Linked DNA regions of Homo sapiens: region 1 is linked to region 2. A link is an interaction called in ENCODE POLR2A ChIA-PET data of the cell type or tissue named here. Cell type or tissue: PC-9. All regions are shown on one strand. Region 1 has its middle 35 kb from the start of MIR4302. Region 2 overlaps RASSF8 (Ras association domain family member 8).

Region 1 (4,000 bases), 220 kb before region 2:
TATTTAATATTTATGTAAATATATGGTCATATATGTATATTAATATATACATAGTAAAAGTCATTATTTTTTTAAATCACAAGAGCCATTTTCTTGATTATGCTCCTGTTTTCAATTAGAGCAGGATCAAGTTAGGCCAAGAAGAGTCCCAGAGGTATATTCACCACCCTAGCCTGCCCTGCCTCACTGCATCCTCCATCTTCATGACCACATGATGTCTCAAACTTCATCTTGCTAAAGTCTCAAGGTCACATTGATTGGTTTCTATGCATTTCTAAAAAATAGGTTTCTTTGATATGCCTTTTTCTCTGATACATAGTAATTTTTACATTATCACAAATAGGCACTAAATTTCTTTATCTTTGTAAACCAACAAAATCAGGTGAAAGTCCCCATCATGCCCAGAATAAATTTGACGCTTGTTTAGGCAGAGCGAGCTTTCCATCAGTACAATGCTAAGCCATTAAGCAAAGTATTAATAACAGGTAGGTAAAGACTATATTGATGGTTATAAGATTGTTCATATTAAAGAAATAACATCAGCTGTTGAACATTCACTGTTCCATGCATTATGCTTATCTGATATCTCACAACAACCTATGCGTTAAGTACAGTTGTTTTCCCAATTTTACAGGTAAAGAAACTGAAGCCTATAGGACTTCTCAGTGACACTGCTAGTAGCTTGAAGAAGAAGGATTTAAGCCCAGGACTTCTTAGGAGTTGAGTTAAGACGTCCTCACACAGAAGGCTGTGCATGACAATAGTCCACCACAAAGCTATGCTATAGAGAAAGGGAAATAGTGGGCTTTTCTAAAACTTGTGTCTATGAAGATGTTACACAGGGAATTTATCTAAATTCCATTATGGAGTAAAGTAAAATAAAAGCTAAAGAGCATAGAAAGCAATCTTCCTTCGAGAACAATACTCATGAGGTAACACCCTGAGAAACCCCACTAAAGGTCTTGCCTTTCTTTTTCTTTTTAGTTTCCCATCTGTGCTCCCGCAAGCGTGAAATTGAACGGAGAGGAGATGTATGTATATTTCCAAACACTCCCATTCCCAACAGACTCAAATTCCTTATCTAAATTCCCTAGAATATCTCCTTCTCCAACCTCCTTATTTTTTATTTTATTCTTTATTTGGTTCCACTGCTTTCTATAGCAAAGCGATAAATAGTTCCAAGCCTCCCTTTCAAGTCTCTAAATCTTCTTGTCTTTATTGAATTTCTCCTCACTCTATTCTGATGTTTTCATTTTCATGGTCCATCTTACTCTGTATTTTCTTCTGTGACGGTGAACATTATAAATACTCCTGCCTCTGTCCCTGTGAATGCTATCAATCCTTCTGCCTGCATCATTTTTATTTTTCTGCCCTTCTGACTGGTATTGCTTAAATAAACTTCATATTTACATTATAGAAAATATTTGTGCACCTTTTCTCATATATATTTGCCAAAGATACAGTTCTTAATTCATGGATTTATGTGAGGTTGAGATTGTAGTGTTTATTACAAAATACAGATTAATTATATAGATTCACTGACATTTAATTACACACCTAGCAATGATTTTTTTAATCACTAGAAAATGAATTATAACAAATGGTGGATATGCAAAAACCTCACATAATCATGAAAATTATGACTATGGTAATTTGTGATATTACCATTATCACTTTGATAATGATAAATGTAGTGATGATGATGATGGTTATGATAAATCTATGAATTAAATATCACTATATTTGTATATACACACAGAAATTCCATGTCTTCCCAGGTGGTAGTAAATAGAACAAGCCTACATTGATAGACTGTAGTCAGGCCACTAACAATTATTTTTTGCACAAACTCCTGTTTAGTTATTTTGAATTCATTGTATTTCCAAAGGCATTGCCAGATGCCAATCAATACCTAAAGAATATGAAAGAAGAAAAATAGAACAAGAGCCTTGAAAGATTATAAAGTATCAACTTGATTTTCTATTGCCAACCTCTAGAAAGCTGAAAAGTAATTCCCATTATACCATGAATTGTATATAATCTAGGTTTACATCTTGCTTATATAACTGCTTTTGCCAGGTTGCTCTGTTATTACCATTTATTATTTATGAAGTGCCAACAGAATTTTCAGACCTTGTCCATATTTGTTGAGTCATGCACTACTGCATAGGACAAACAAGATGACGCATAAAAACCCAGGAGTGGGTGGGAGTAGTAAGTTCTCATTTTCTTTTTTGTTTGCTTCTATGCTACTTTCTTAGACGATAGAACAAAAGCATCACTGTCCTTCATCAAAGAAGGAAGGGAGGAAAAAGCAGAAAATGTGGCCAAAATCAAGACAAGTCAAAGAAATGGGAAAAATTACCTTGATTCATCCATTACAATTCTAGCTTTAGTAGGAATAAAAAAGGGATATTGTTCTTTTGAGTCTCAGAAAGAAAAAAAGAAGGCTAAGAAATGAATTTGTGAAGTCAAACTAAGAAAATTAATTGAGTAAGAATAGCCAAGGTTTGCTATGAAGCTTGATCAAATGAATTTCACTAGTGCTCTCTTTTTACAGTAAAAAATACCTAATTCATATTCACTTGCCATTAATTTGACCAAATAATAAAGACAACTAAAAATAAAATTATGATGGAACTGAGAAATACATATTGTGGTCCATGGGTCATTTTCAATACTAGAGATACAGCAAGATCCAGGATTCTAGAACCAAACTGTTTGGGTCCAAATCCTGGCTTTGTCACTTACTAGGGCAATTGAACTAACCTCTCTGTGTCTTAGTTTCCTCATCTGTAAAATATGGAAAAGAATAATATGTACCCTGTAGAGTTGCTGTAAAGATTACATTAGTTCATAAATGAAAAATTTTTAGAACAGTGCCTTTCATATATTAGGCACAATTTAAGTATTTGCTGTTATTTGAATGTCATTTTCAGAAAGACATTTGATTGATTATAACACTCATTTCTAGTTTTAAAAATACTTATAAAGCTAGGAATAGAAAAAAAAAGTGTTCTTAACTTGTACCAGTTAAGAAGGTTTCTGGTGGCTCATGACTGTAATCCCAGCACTTTGGGAGACCAAGGAGGAGGATCGCTTGAGCTCAGGAGTTTGAGACCAGTATAGGCAACATGGTGAAACTCCATCTCTACTAAAAATAAAAAAAAAAAAATAGCCAGCTGTGGTTGCGGTGTGCGCCTGTAGTCCTAGCTACTCAGGAGGTTGAGGTGGGAGGATTGCTTGAGCCTGGGAGATGGAGGCTGCAGTGAGCCGTGATCACGCCGCTACACCACTGCATTCCAGCCTTGGCAATGGAGCAAGACCTTGTCTCCAAAAAAGAAAAAAAAAAAAGTTTCTGGTGGAAAGAAACAGAAAACTATGAGTAGTAGTGGTTTAAGCTGTAAAAACATTTTGTGTTTATTTTACAAGAATTTCGGAAGCAGACAGTCTCAGAACTGGGTCAGAGAGCCAAAAATATAACCCAAGACTGAGGCTCATTCTAGCGTTGTGTTCTCACCATGCTTAGCTGTCTGCTCTTCACTCTCACACATTGGTTGCTTACAATCAGAAGGATTGCCATAGCTCTAGGCATCAAGACTGGAAGTTGGGAACGAAGAATGCCAATGAGGTCTCCACTCACACATGCTCTGATACCTATCCCTTAAGAGGATTCACAATCTCTCTCCCCCATAAGACGTGGGTAGACCACCCTTTAATGGAGGAAGTAAGTAGCTAGCTTTCCATCATCTACAGTGGGAGGCCACAGAACGGCTGTTAGGTTAGCCCACTAGCTGTGTCTGTTACTTTGACAAAAAGAATGTATCAGTAACCAACAAGAAATGTCACACATATGGTGAGACATTCGAAGTATTTTGATTAAAATTCAGAAAAAAAATCTGCCTATTCACAGCTATTATTCAATATTTTTATAAAGGTCCTAACCAATGGCTATCAGCCAAAAAACTGACTGAAAATGCAGATTTGAAATTAAGTAAAA
Region 2 (4,000 bases):
CTTTGTCATGTTCTTTTGAATAATGTCCAATATTCATCTTTGGGGTGTGGAGGATTTGGTACTGAAGAAAATATCAAATGTCAGTTAAAATGAAGACTCCAGAGGGTTGGTGATGAAGATGTTTAGTAGAATCTATTTCTCTAGAGCCTGGCACTGTTTCTGACACATATGTGGTGTTCAATATACATTTGTTAACTAAATAGCAAGATGTAACTTTTAAATCATGATTTTGATTTATGACTGTAAGGAGAAATTTCCTAAAATTATAAAAATTGTTGGAGTATTAAAAAATGGTTGAATTCAGGGCATAAATTTCTGAGTGACCCTTGTTTGAGTTTTGGTGTGTATTTTCAAAATGTTATGTTACTTTATAGTTGTGTATTCTGCTTTCTTAAGTGAAAGTAAGCTGTTATCCTGTTTTCTTTTAATTTATGTCAATCAGTCATTCAATAAGATCTCATTAATGCATTAAAATCTGTATGTAAGTTTCTTCAGTATATAAATTTAATGATTCTTGGGATTAGTCTCAGTTGCTTCAATATTTAAAAGTATAATTAATATTTTTTACCCCACTAAATTGGATCGAAATTATTTGATAGTGTCACACAGTCCTACAATGCAAAAACAGCTTAAACTACAAATGCCATAGATAGACAGACAGACAGATAGATATTCCTTTTTATTCATTTTAAGATTACATCAAAATAGTACAGAAGGTTTAACTGAATGTATCCATGTGGTCAAATACGCTAAAAGGAGTTTTGCAGGAGGAATCAGAATCTGTGTAAATGAAGGAAATAGAATCTGTAGAGTGCTGCCAAGTTATGGATATTAAAAACAGCGATTGTGGAATTTAATTCCTATATAAAATATTTAAAACCCAATTTATATAATAAAATCAAATCTATTAATTCATTTGCCTTTTTTAAAAAAAGCTTTTTTATATTGCTGGATGGAATTTTTTGACCCAGTGGTACTAAATGTGCATTATTTAACAAAAGCCAATACTGGCAGTAAAAGCAATTCTAAATAACCTTCCAAGACATTCTCAGAGGGTAGCAGTACCAGTAAGCACTGGAAAATTAGTTTTATTTTTAATTATGAATAAATTAGGGTCTTTAAAATATTTTGTTTAGTTCATATAATGTGATGATTCGGTTTTCCTTCTAAAGATACTTCATTGGGCTGATAGAATTGGAAAGAACTCTACCGGTTTATCTAACCCCTCCTGTTACCGAAGGAGGACACAGAGGTTCAGAGAAGAGTAAGATTCCTAAAAGCAGTTGATAGGCATAGTGCTATGACCTTTGAAGCAGTTTGTACACATGGGACAGTTTTAACATTGCAGATGTGTCATGTGGTTTTTCTTTGGGAGCAATTAGAGTAATTTTTAACCTGAAAATCATTGGAAACATTTTTTATTTCAAGAAGCTAATCTATTGTGCTAAGGTTTTCTTTTTCATCCCCCTTATTAGCCTGGGCATTTTGATAAATGTAACTAATATTATCTAGCACTTTTCAATTTCACAAACATATTTATATTTTACATTCTCACTTGAGTCTCAGAACCACCTTGTCAGATAAGGCAATACTACTCTTATCCCACAGATGAGGAGACTGAGGCTAAAGGAAATTTAATTGTTCAGATCATGTAGGTAAGCACAGTAGGAGGCAGAGCCACATTTGAACCCAGACCTTTCTACTCCAGAACCTTTGTCCCATCTCTGTCTAGTTTACATAGTTGGAAGTTGCTTTTTAAAAGTCAGATTGTTGGGCAAGGGAGGGGAAAAAATAAATAAATAAATAAAAGATCATTGTGATGACACATCACTATTTAAAGGAATTCTGTGGTCAGCCCTTTTGTTATAGGAAAAATGTCTTACTAGCTACCACGTGTTGAATGCCTGCTGTGGGCCAGGCAGTGTGGTAGGTGCTAACCCTCAGAATCTGCGAAGCGTTTTAGAAGGGAAGTTGTGCTGCTTATCTAGTAAGTAACTCACGTAGGATTGTTTGCCTCCAAAACCCCAACTTCCAGCTATACCCCAAATTCAGGTTTCCCTAAAGGAGAACACACTCATATGCTTATAGCAAAATCATTTTTTAATGTGCTCCTCATGAATTACATACATGGGTGTTGATATTTACACATCTAGATTTCCATTTATTGATGCAGTAATTGCAAAAATACTACTATTGGCTCAGAAGCTCATGAAATTTAAAAAAGAAAGCCAGGAAGGTAAATCAATCAATAGCTGTTTATACAAGTATAATTGCTGGATGGCAGCGTTGGTTTTTTTTCTTTGTAATTATTTATGTACACTTTTCACAAAATTTAAATAATCTATCTGACCCACTCAAATGAAAATATTTAAAAAGCATGTTCAAGCTTATGGCATTACAATCATATTCTTCTGAAACTTTATCTTACTTTCATAATGATTAGATTCAGTATATTTTTCAATGTATATGTGATTGTATTCTGGTGTTTGTTTGTTTTGTTTTTTTTTTGAGACAGAGTCTTACTCTGTCACCCAGGCTGGAGTGCAGTGACACAATACAGCTCACTGCAGCCTTGATCTCCCAGGATCAGGCGATTCTCCTATTTCAGCCTCTCAAGTAGCTAGGACTACGGTGCACAGCACCATTCCCGGCTAACTTTTTCATATTTTATTTGTAGAGACAGGGTTCTGCCATGTTGCCCAGGCTGGTCTCAAACTCCTGGGCTCAAGAAGTCTGCCCACCTTTGCCTCCCAAAATACTGGGATTACAGGTGTGAGCCACTGCACCCAGCCTGCTGGTTTGTTTTTAACAATATTTTGCTTTGAGTTTTTTTTTTTTTTTTAGAAGAAGAATCTCTGATACTATCATATTACCAAAACTGAACAAGTCTTCTCTTCAGGCCCCTCTTTTTATATGAATTTGTTTTGAAGAGTTTTTTTCATTGAGCTGGTTTTTTGTTTGTCATGGGTGTCCAGGAAGATGTCAGCTGTGTGAGCGATGGGTTGGTGGAGCACTCAGGTGGAGATGGAGAGGAGACCTGGGCACCTCCTGTGGCTGAGTCACAGTTCTCCACTGGTCCCCATGTCTCCTTTCAGGAGGAGAAGTGGGGCCTCCAGCCCTCCCAAGTTCTGATGTGGAAAAAAGCCGAGGGATTTCCACAGTGGAAATGTATTTGAGTTTTGAAGTTCCACCTAGTTCCTGGACCAGCCCCTCATGTTTCACATGGCGATTCTGTTGTCCTTTGTTTCAGCTAGAAAATAAACTTTGTTCAGTCTTGCCCCAAATGAGAAGTTCTAGGCAGCCAGGTATTTGGCAAGAGTATAAGAGTCCCACCAAGGTTTAAAGTATAAAGTTGAATTTCTAAGCAAGCCTAAAGAGTATGTGCAATACACATCTTCTGATTTTATGTTGTTACATGTCGTGAGGGGTTTGGTATCTTCAAGTAAAGGTTTTAAAGGAACCTGAACTAGACTCAAACTTGACCCTCTGATGCTAATCGAAAATACACAATCATCAAATGGCATTCTTACTCCATTTTTTAACTATTACATATCCCATTTTGACAAGTTATTCTTACCTTTTTTACATAGGTCGAACTGGAAGGTACACCCTTATAGAGAAATGGAGAGATACTGAAAGACACTTAGCACCTCATGAAAATCCTATCATATCCTTAAACAAATGGGGGCAGTATGCTAGTGATGTGCAGCTCATTCTACGACGAACTGGGCCGTCTCTCAGTGAGCGACCCACTTCAGACAGTGTGGCTCGAATTCCTGAAAGAACTTTATACAGGCAGAGTCTGCCCCCCTTAGCTAAACTGAGGCCTCAGATTGACAAATCAATCAAAAGGAGGGAACCGAAAAGGAAATCACTGACATTTACAGGAGGTGCCAAAGGATTAATGGACATTTTTGGAAAAGGTAAAGAAACTGAGTTTAAGCAAAAGGTGCTGAATAACTGCAAAACAACAGCAGATGAGTTGAAGAAGCTAATCCGT

Evidence for each region. Peaks named below come from ENCODE experiments on the same cell type or tissue, not always from the same donor. Only the 100,000 strongest peaks of a DNase experiment are listed, where the experiment ranks them.
Region 1: POLR2A ChIA-PET joins it to region 2 with 5 read pairs; 2 of 35 experiments call an interaction of 5 or more read pairs at or near these places.

The regions. Positions count from the first base shown.
Region 1 is chr12:25,837,481-25,841,480 of GRCh38, forward strand. No RefSeq gene overlaps it. Among named protein-coding and RNA genes, the nearest start is that of MIR4302, 35 kb to the right of the region's middle. In PC-9, no CTCF peak of the experiment used is centred here; no DNase peak of the experiment used is centred here.
Region 2 is chr12:26,060,908-26,064,907 of GRCh38, forward strand. It overlaps RASSF8 (Ras association domain family member 8), which reads left to right. Exons shown (of 6, transcript NM_001394098.1): 4 at 3,591-4,000. Among named protein-coding and RNA genes, the nearest start is that of BHLHE41, 62 kb to the right of the region's middle. In PC-9, no CTCF peak of the experiment used is centred here; a DNase peak (open chromatin) is centred at 1,854.